Linked DNA regions of Homo sapiens: region 1 is linked to region 2. Evidence: chromatin contacts called from ENCODE Hi-C data. All regions are on one chromosome and are shown on one strand. Each heading gives the region's core, a stretch centred on a gene start or an enhancer-like site at or near the end of the contact. The rest is flanking DNA. Distances are from core to core; before and after follow the strand shown.

The links. A loop is a pair of places that touch in the nucleus more often than their neighbours do. Pooled maps may share reads with other maps.
Region 1: a pooled map shows a loop between it and region 2 (2.8-fold over the local background). The contact joins two enhancer-like sites. A Hi-C loop is called at or near these places in 3 of 37 single-sample maps with no recorded cell type and 3 of 50 pooled maps.

The regions. Positions count from the first base shown.
Region 1 is chr2:230,940,101-230,945,485 of GRCh38, reverse strand. It overlaps a transcript of GPR55 not described here. Among named protein-coding and RNA genes, the nearest start is that of GPR55, 18 kb to the right of the region's middle. RefSeq lists enhancers at 1,378-1,597, 1,908-2,117, 3,048-3,097, 4,947-5,385. Within about 2 kb of position 2,150, at least 2 of the 41 ENCODE cell types and tissues checked have a DNase peak (open chromatin) inside an H3K27ac peak, as active enhancers do.
Region 2 is chr2:230,444,385-230,449,525 of GRCh38, reverse strand. It overlaps SP100 (SP100 nuclear antigen), which reads right to left. Exons shown (of 29, transcript NM_001080391.2): 5 at 2,624-2,707; 6 at 376-438. All of the region lies in intron 3 of LOC101928816 (a long non-coding RNA gene), which reads left to right. Among named protein-coding and RNA genes, the nearest start is that of SP100, 31 kb to the right of the region's middle. RefSeq lists an enhancer at 1,317-1,586. Within about 2 kb of position 1,610, at least 7 of the 41 ENCODE cell types and tissues checked have a DNase peak (open chromatin) inside an H3K27ac peak, as active enhancers do.

The sequences.
Region 1 (5,385 bases), core at 901-3,400, 500 kb before region 2:
TTCAAATCAGGGCTCAAATAAGGGCGCGGGTTGCATTCTTTCCAAGTCACCCCTTTTTTTTTCCCCTTTCCTTTTCATGTCATTGATTTGTTGGAAAAACTGGGTCATTGGGAGTGCATTCTCAATGCACAGCAAATAATTGGAATCCTCTATCCAGCGCTTGCCCTTGGAAAGGCCTCCATGCAGGAGGCAGCTGCCTCCCGGAACTCAGTCCTCTCTCAGCCTCTTTCCACCTCAAATCCCAACCACACACTCGCCACCCACGTCCCCGCTTCATTCTGGGAATTGCCTTTCCTCTCCCCCGCCGCCATCTTTTTGCGCAGATCACCTTAGCCTGTCTGTCTTCTGTAGTCTTCTATCTGCTTTGTCCACCACCAGAATTTGTTACTACCGAGGAGGGCCAGCAGACACAAATCCTTCCCCTAGAGGCTGGTGGGAGGAAGGAAGGCAGCTCCCAGCCCCGCAGTGAGGCTCCTGCTCCTGCTTCATGGAGGGCGATGTGCGGGAACCTTACCTGGTTCTTCCCCCGGCAGCGAGTGTGGGTGGCTGGGACAGCATCTACGTTCGTTGTCGCATCTGCAGGGCCTAGCGCAGCGCCTGGTATTTGCAGGGCATCAAGAATGATTCTTGGAGGGCTGAACAACCAGCATGAGGGCAGGCAATGGGCCTTCCTTGTCTTTGATACCGTGGCCAGGCCTGAAGAATCAGGATGAACAAGCGGAATGTGAATTTGTTATTTTTATTTTTAATTTTTCTGGTACATAGTAGGTGTCTGTATTTACGGGGTACATGAGATCAAAGTAAATTTGTGACAAAGCATTCAGTTATATTCTCTCCACTCCTGAAAGATTCTCTTCACCTTCAGTTAAAGCAAATCATGCTGTAGGACGTCACTGTTGAGTCATTCTCCGGGGGCTCCCAGAGACACGGCATTCTCGTTTTCACTCTGAGAATTAAATCTTGTGCCGGGTGTCACAGTCATCTCTGTTGTGGACATTTCCCTCTGAACTAACCAGCGATGGTTACTGGAAACCACGGCTCCTCCACCTCCCTCCACAGGCTTTCTCCCCTTCCCTTCCACACTTCTGGGGTTTGCCTGGGGATCCAAGTCTCTACACTGGTGAAGCAGGCACAGCTGTCAGGTCACAGACTCACGTGTGCAGGACCATAGCTTCTGGGTCATCAAGCTCATGGAAGCCCCCGGGACAGTCATGTGGGCACACGTTGGAGGGATGTGGATTTGCCCCTTTCCACACCACAGCTTTGCCCTGTCCAATGTCCAGTGGTGGGTAATTTCCTGGGAAGTCTCCTTGAGGTCCTCTCTGGGACCCGGCATCTGGGACCAAGATGCTGTTGTGTGTGTAATGAATGGCAGAAGGCATCTTCATGGAGAGGCTTCTCACTTCACTACTCTTGCTGGTCCTCCTCCTGGGCTAGGGCCAGGGAGAAGAGGGACAGCCCGAGGGCCCCTTCCTAAGACAGACCCTGTGTTAGGCCATTCTTATGTTGCTATAAAGAAATACCTGAGGCTGGATAATTTATAAAGAAAAGAGGTTTAATTGGCTCACTGTTCTGTAGACTTTATATGAAGTGTGGTGCCGGCATCTGCCCTGCTTCTGATGAGACCTTGCTTGCAATTTTGGCAGAAGGCGAAGAGGAAGCGGCATCTCACATGGCCAGAGTGGGAGCAGAGGAGGGGTGGGGAGGTGCCGCACACTTTCAAACAGCCAGATCTCGCAAGAAGGAACTCGCTGCTGAGAGGACAGCACCAAGGGGAGGGCGCAAGATCATTCATGGGAAATCCACCCCCATGATCCAACCCCCTCCACCAGGCCCCGCCTCCAGCACTGGGGATGACAGTTCAACATGAGATTTAGAGGGGACAACACCCAAACTCCATCAGACCCTGGACGGGGATAGCTCTTAGCTCTCCAGGCTCTTGCTCCGTGACCTACTCTGGCATTGTTGCCTCTCTTGCTTGGCCCCCCAGCTGGGGATGCCCGGAGACAAACATGGGCACTGCTGCTCCTGCCAGGAAATTCCTGAGCCCAGACATCTCTTAGCACCCATGCCCAGGGCTGGCTGGGCTTCTTGGCCCTCCACGGAGGGGCTGGCTAGTGGGAGAGGAGAGGAGGTGCACAGGAAGGAGGGGCTGCTCTGGAAGGCAATAGCCAGCCAAGCTCTCGGGCAGTCTGGGGGCGGGGAGCCAGCCAGGATGCTGTCCTGCTAACAGGGGATGGCTCCGGATGTAGATGGGCCTTGACCTGGCTCTAGTCCAAGCACTGCCCGGGATGGCCTCTGCTGGGGCCTCAGTTTCCACCTCTCTACAATGGGCACAGTTGTGCTACAGAGAGCGCTCTCTCTCTCCTCTCTCTCTCTTTCTCTCCTCTCTCTCTCTTTCTCTCCTCTCTCTCTCTTTTCTCTCTCCCTCCTCTCTCCTCTTCTCGTCTCTTCTCTCCTCTTCTCTTCTCTTCTCTTCTCTTCAGGTCACAAGGACAAATCCTAGGGGAACAGAAGCAGGATGGAACTCTGACTTCAGAGCCCCAGGGTCGTGCTCTCACTCTGTTCATTGGCAATGATGAAGGAAAAATTGGTCTGCTTTCACCCAGCTCTCCCTAGCCTGCCCCTTCTCCTGCCCCTTCCGTGTCTCTTCCCCCTTACCCCATTCTTGTGGATGGGGGTGGGGGTGGAGAGTGGGGGGTTCCTTCTTCTGGGTCTGGTGCCCACCCTCCCCATCGGGCCCTTCTCAAACAGCCAAGCTCCCATCTCCCACTGGCTGCCCCTGGCCTTTGGACCCTGCCACCCTGCAGCCCCCTGAAGTCCCTTCCCCCATGGCCCACCCTCCCTCTGCTCTTTTGGCTTGGCCTCCCTCTCTGCTCTTCACTCCTCCTGTGCCATTGACCTCCCTTTTGGCCTTTCTCTGGCCTCCAGCCACCAGGGCAGATGCTCTACTGCCCCCTGCCGCTCTCCCCCCACACCTGCCTCTTCCACCTGCCCTCCATTGGCCCTTCCTGCAAAACGTCCTGGGGGCCTGAGTGGGGAATGGAGGCTGGAGGGCAGTGGCTGGGTCCCTTGTGGGGTTGGTCTGGGACTCCTGCCCCTGAGGACTAAGTAATTCTCTCTCTCAGCTGCTCTGCTGGGGACACTCCCTGAGGGAGGCAGGGCCAGGAGGCCCGGCTGAGGCAGGAGAAGGAGGCAGAAGAAGGAGGCAGGCCCTTGCCTCTGTCCTGGGCCCCCTTTCTGTGATCTTCTGGCATTCTCAGGGGTCTGCCCAGCCCTGGAGTGTGAGTGTGGGGGTGGCCCCTCTGAACGTATTCTTGCTGTTCTGTTGGTTCTGACAGTGTCCTTCCTGCCCCTTCTGGTCTGTGTCACATTCACTTTAATCTCAAAATGTTTTCTGAAATTGCTCAGAAAAGAAAAGGCCCAGTATAGCCCCCATCACAGGGAGGGTAGCTCAGAGGGGGCCACTACCCCGGGCATCAGGCTCCCCTGCACTCTGGATCCCAGAATGTCCAGGACCCCTGGGCTGGAGAACAAAGGGCCATCTCTCAATGATCAGTCAATAACTCATCAAATATTTCTTAAAGAGAGCAGACAGGATCCCTTAGATCTTACAATGTAAGATGCAAATAGATATCAAACAAATACTTGAAATATTTTAATGTTTAAGATATTTAAAAAGCACAACTTTTGGAGGAAGATGAAGGCATGACATGAGCTGATAAAGGGGACCCCGAGTTGAGCTGGAGATCAGGGAAGGCCTCCCTGGGGGAGTGACGTTCAACCTGAGACCTGAAGGACAGGGAGTCACTGCGGATGTGACCCAGAGCCAGAGATGAGACTGGGACCTCATTTGTCCCTGAGCTTCCTCCAGCCACAGTCCAGCTCTGCTTGGTGACGGCATCGCAAATAGGAAAGTCACGAGGTGGTAGGTGGTGGTCCCAGGGAGGGAAGGCCAGGAGACCGAGTGTGGGAAGTGGTGGGCACACAGCTCACCATGGCAGAGGAGGCAGAAACACATGTGGCCATGGGAGAGCCCAGGTTGAGCGTCCTGGGTCTGGGAGCGGGGGCAGGCCCCCCAGGATACCACCCTGGGTTCAGGTTCAAATGCTATGCTCAGTCTGGGGGACTTCTGGTGCTTGTCTTTCTTCCAGCAAAGGGCCCTGCTCACTGTGGACTCTGGGCACTCAGAGGGCAGCTGCGCTGGCCACCAGCAGCCAGCCAGGTCAGGACCGCACTCCTGCAGCCTCCCTGGGAGTGGCCGTGGGCTCCTGTGGGGTGCTGGACAGAGCATCTAGAGGGTTCTCTCTGAGCCTGGAGGCACCCAGGCATCAGGCCCTCCAACCCCTTCTTTTCTTTTTTTTTTCTGGAGATGGAGTCTTGCTCTGTCGCCCGGGCTGGAGTGCAGTGGTGCCATCTTGGCTCACTGCAACCTCCGCCTCCTGGGTTCAAGCAATTCTCCTGCCTCAGACTCCTGAGTAGCTGGGACTACAAGTGCACACCGCCACGTCCGGCTAATTTTTTGTATTTTAATAGAGATGGGGTTTCACCGTATTGCCCAGGCTGGTCTAGAACTCCTGAGCTCAGGCAATCCACCCGCCTTGGCCTCCCAAATTGTTGGGATTACAGGCATGAGCCACCATGCCTGGTCTCCAACCCCTTCTTAATTCCTCCCTGCAGGCCCCGGTGCAGCCAGGGATACTCCCGTTTCCCACCCAGGGCAGGCAAGGAAAGCCTGGACTGGCCAGAAACGCAGGCAGCACTTTCATACTCTTCGACCTGCCCAGCTGGGGCGAGGCGGCCACCCAGCAGCAGCATGGGCCCCCAGGGAGGCAGGTGCTGTGAATCCTGGCCCAGTGACCCCTGAGAGCTCACAAACAGGGCACAGGGTGCTGCCCACTCTAAGGAGGCACAGTGTGGACTGGCTCCTCCCTAAGCACAGCCTGGTGTGTGTCAGGGTCCAGAATGACGCTGTCTTCGGCCCCTGCAGACTTCTCAGTCTTGATAAGCGCCTTCCTGCAGGACGAGTTCATGCTCTGGAGACACCTTCCACTATCTTCAGGGGGCTGCTTCAGAATTCACAGCAGTTTTGGGCCTGGGGAGCCTGGACCCCTCCCACTGATGGCCTTGAATCTGCAGATGATTATGAAGAGAACGCAGCCTGTCAGGAAACCCCAGCCTTGAGCTCTGAATTTTAATGCCAAGGGTGGGTGCCAGGAGGGAGGTGGCTGTGTAAGCGCCGCCCCCACTGAGACCCCATGAGCGGTTAGCCCCCTTCCTCGCTTTCTCCATCTGGCTGCTGGGCTCTGGTCCAGGTGCAGGCTGAAGGGCCTCCCGCCTGCCCCTGGGAGGCTGTAGCTGCCCCAAGCCATTTGCATCCACCCT
Region 2 (5,141 bases), core at 361-2,860:
CCCTCTGCTGCCTGTCACTCCCCTCCAACCACTACAGCACGGGCCACTGATGGACGTAAGGTCAAGGCACCAAGGCAACAGCCAGATTCAAGCAGATGCAGGCAGAAAATGGTGAAGCAGGCACATGGGTAAAACGACCAGGCTCAGCGGCAGCAGGAACCAGCAGCAAGTGTGATTAAGGGGTGTGGGAGGAAGAAACCCTCCTAGGCAACCTAGAGGATAAGGACTTGTTATTTAAATCCCAGAAATGGAAAAACTGTAGATGTAAAACCTGAAAATTCTGGACAATCATTAACACAAAGAGGCAACCCCACAGCACATTCCAGAAAGGGGCAAGAATAGCAGAGGCTCAAAGAGTAGTAAACAGGAACAAACCAGCATGAGATGGGGAACCCGAAGGTGGCCAAGTCAGGCTTCGAAAAGAGTTTTCACCAGTTCCTGGCAGGAAGAAATTAGAAGTTTATTTCAGAAATCGAGGTATGGATTTTGCCATTCTCCCCTAATCCCTTTTTGGTCTCTGTAACGTAGGAGTTAAAGACCCCTTCTAGGTCTCAATGCAAAGGCCACCTGGAGCTGGCAGATGCTACCTAATTACTGAAGTCAGACTCCAGCCTTGAGAGTAGGGGACTGGGTCAGCTGCACCCCTGGATGACAGGGGCCTTGGCCAGACAACTCTGCTGCGTGTCCTCTGTGAGACACTCTGGTAAGTGATGATGGCAGAGTGATCCTGCCTTTGTCCCCAGAGCTACCCTGCCCAGGGCCCTTAGCTCAGTTTCTTTGAAGTCCTGGTTGCCTCATGCCCACCCCCTTTCACACAACACCCTCCCTCTCCACATCTGTTCATGCTTTCTCATTGGCTTTTCCATGAGGACTCAGTGTCTGAGTAGCCTCTACTTCCTCCAGCTCTTGGTATTCTTTTTTTCTGGATCTTTTTGTCTGCAAATATTTCCTCATTTTTGTTTCATTTTTCTGTTTTTATTTTTTTAGATTGCCTGGATAGCACAGGGTTAGGAATGCAGGCTCTGGGGTAGAACATCTGGGTTTTTCCTTATTCATCTGACCCTATGTAAACTCCATTTGTGGTATCTCTGGATTTCAGTTACCTTATCTGCAAAATAGGCATATAAGTAATATTAATCTCCAATGGCTGTCATGAGCATTAAACCAACCGCCACAGAGTAGATGTTCAATCAAAGTGAGCTGTTAATGACAAGGTTATTTTTGTTGTCTTTTACCCCTTTTCACGGTTTCATTTCCCTTCCTTTGTCCTCTAGGTACTTACATCCTCTTCCCATGTGCATCACTTCCTTTCTGAGTCTCTCTACATGACCGCCTTTCTCTTTGAATATTCCTGCTCTTGAACAACATCCTCACATTTAAATTTGTCCCCTCTTCTGCCATCACCAAGTTTCTCCCGTGATATAAGAAATATACATTTCAGTCTTAATTCCCTGCTCCTGGCCAGAGCTCCTAAAACCCTAAAACATCTTAAGTCATAACAAGTGAAAAGAGCACTTTCTGTTATTCATAACAACCCCTTTTCGACCACACCTGGGTTTATGTTAATGAGGTAACTTTTGGAAAGCCCCTAAGGATTGGGGTGTGGTTGCCAGGGGAGCTGAACATGAGATTAGAGGGGTGGAACTTTCAGCTCCACCTCTTGACCTCCAGGGAGGGGAGAGGAGGGATGGAGGTTAACTTAATAATCAGGTGCCAATGATTTAATCAATCCAGGCTGTATAATGGAATGTCCATAAAGAACCCTAAGTGACTGGGTTCAGAAATCTTCTGGGTTGGCAAACACATGGAAGTGCCAGGAGAGTCGTGTCCCAGAGAGGGCAGAAGCTCTGTGCCCTTCCCCACGCTTTGCCCTATGCATTTCTTCCACTTGGCTCTTCTTGAGTTGTATCCTTTATAATAAATGTCAAATATAAGTCAACATTTCCATGAGATCTGTGTGATCTACTAGGAAAGTATGAAAGCCAATGAAGGGCTTGCGGGAACCTCCAATTTACAGGCACAGGCCACAACCTGAGACTTGCAACTGGCATCTGAAGTGGGGGGCATTCTTATGGGAATGAGCCCTTAACCTGCGGAGTCCGTGCCAAGTCTGGGCAATTAGTGCCAGAATTCAATTAAATTATAAGATATCAGATGGTATCTACAGAGAATTGGAGAACTGACTGATGTGGGGAGATCACCGACATGTTTGGTGTCAGAAGTGTTGTGAATATGACAGTACAGGTAAAACAGGAGCCTTTCTTTCCCCAGGGGTCTCCTCTTTGATGTTGACCACGGGCCACGGGCTGTGGTTCTTAACCCTTTGCAACTTCACACTGATCCCCTACAGGGACCTTTCTAAATTACAATTACTTCTAGGTAGTCGGCATCTGTAAATCTGGCCTACTGACACGCTTGGTTCTGATTCCCTCATGGTTATTGAGCCAACTATGCCTTGTCATGGCCACTTCTCCAGGACCCTGCACCTGGTTAGAAGCTCATATAACTCTCTCCTTGACTTCTCCATAGTCCTTCCATATGTCTTCCCTGATTCACAATCTCCACTCAGAACCTTGGATCCCTAACCTCTCTTAGAAAAAAGCTTTTATTCTGTCATTTTTACCTTGTTCAAGACTTAGTTGGAGGCCAGACCTCTCCTCCCTCTCTTCTTCTTCACTTTCTTGGAGAGGCAATTTGTCATGGATTACTGAAGAGTGGGAGAGAGAAGAAGCAATTAGAGATCTACAGGGACCAGGGACAATGTCTGGAAATCATGCTTTTAGGAATTTCCAGCCCTTGGGTGACTCAGAGCTCAGAGGGTTCCACATGACCTAAAGTTCTCCCGTCATCCCCTGGGACAGAGAAGAGAAGACCCCAACAGTGAAGGCTTTATTGTCCTACACAAAAAGGAGACATTCAAGATTTAAGGATAAAGGAGTAATGGAAACATTGTGAGCTGTGTTACCCTCAAAATTGTCAGATGGCAGGGTAGGCATATATCAAGTGTAAGGAAGAAACTGGGGAATTCCCTGGGGAGAAGGTCTCAAGTCCTAGAGAGATTCCACTTTTTTATAATCAGCCAGGTGCAGTGGCTCACACCTGTAATCACAGAAAATCAGCCACGTGCAGTGGCTCACACCTGTAATCACAGCACTTTGGGAGGCCGATGCAGGAGGATTGCTTGAGCCCAGGATTTTGAGACCAGCCTGGGCCACATAGCTGGACCTCATCTTTGAAAAGAAAAATAAAATTAGCTGGATGTGGTGTTGCACACCTATGGTCCCAGCTACTCAAGAGGCTGAGGGGGGAGGATCACTAGAGCCCAGGAGGCTGGGGCTGCAGTGAGCTGAGATTATGCCACTGCACTCCAGCCTGGGCAACAGATTGGAACTGTCTCAAAAAACATAAATAAATAAAAAATAAATGAGAAAAACCTCAACATCTTTAAAGATGAGGCTAGAAACAGGAGAATGTTGTCTTAATTGGGTCAGGGAGGATGAACAGTTCTCAAATAAACATAACAGAGGACACAGGGGCAGCTTGTGTGGACTTCAGGGTCCGAGAGTCAGCAGCATCTCCCTGATGGTGGGTGGGCTTGCTGTGCTGGGTGGGGCGGTGGGTGGTGCTGTCCCAGGTCAGTGACAGTGAGCCTCAGGGCAGGTCACCCAAGCACAAGGAGCGCCAGAAACTAAGACGTGAGTTGTGGGCACTGGAGCTAGGAAGGGGGATCCCTGCAGTCCATGGAGAGGAACAGAGCCCCTGAGAATGTGGGCAGTAAAGGTAGCACCATTCCCTTCATCCCCGCAGCCTGGACCATCCTGCTTACAAACATAACATTGACTCAAAATTTGTGCCCAGGTATTTGATTTCCTTTTATTCCTTTTCTGACTTGAATTTTTGCTATAGAAATTATTTTATTATTAATTTAGATAAGGTTAGTATTGACACAAATCAATAAGCCATATACAACTACTGCTTACACTTCTTTCCTTGTTTATAAACCTGCAGTATTTCTTGATTGCCTAGCGAGTAAACTTCAAATTCCTTAACTTTAAATTCCAGGCCTTTCAATATCTTCCTCCAATTGATCTAAGTCAACTTGTATACTGCTTCTCACTCTCAGATTTAGCCAAATCTAATTTGCCCTGTTTTGCAGACATGTTTTCACACTTTTATTCCAGTTCCCATAGCATCCACCATCTTCAGAGCATGTGCCCATTTTTCTTGTGATGTCTCTATCTCTTATTTGGAGAACTGGGTTGAGATTAAACTGTGTGGGAATAAAAAGTTTTCCAGGCAAGTAAAAAAAATTGGAGGACGTCTTTAACGTGTACCATTTTAATAGTATAAATTATGCATTCTCAGGAAAAAGGTCAAGAATGAAACCTTTAGTTTGGTATAGCACCAAAAATAGTCCCTGGCAGAGTAATCAGTTTTGTCAATCTTTGTTTCACCCCTTGTGGATAAAGGGTTAGCAAAACCACTTCTGCTTCACTGAAGGCAAACTTGACCCAGGGTTAACTTTCTTGCTCATATTCTGGAAACCTAATAAAGGTAGCCTTTTTTGCAGTGTTACTAGGCAAACACTGAGGTTAGAAATGACCCATGACAGGTTGACTGGGACTATATATGGACAATAAATACCTGTGGGGAAGCCATAGTTGTGGTCTTCCTTCAATTGATAACTCTTGTAACTCAGCTTGCCTCTTAGGGCATCCTGAAAGCTGTGACTGTGGAGTTGTTACAAGAGACATACACTCCCACAGGCATGTGGTGCTGAGCCAAGGTGGATCCTGCACCCACAGCTAAGCTGTCACTCAGGGCAGGTAGTAGTCAATTTGGTGGATGCTATGTAGACCACTGCAAGGGCTCCCACTGAAGATAAGAAGCTGCCCTGTTGGGATTCTGTTTCTTATCCTATACTCTTCTAAGTAAATCTGATGCCAGTGTGGCTCTGGTTGTCCTGTGAGTCTAAGTGGCCAGTGAAGCAGACCTCCGGGTACTTGTTTTACCATAGCCATACGCCATGAGCTAAGAGAAGACTCATGGCATGTCTATTTTGTTAACTACTCTATGCCCACTGCCCAACACAACATGTCACTCATGGTAGGAGATCAGTATATACTTATTGAAAAAACTTG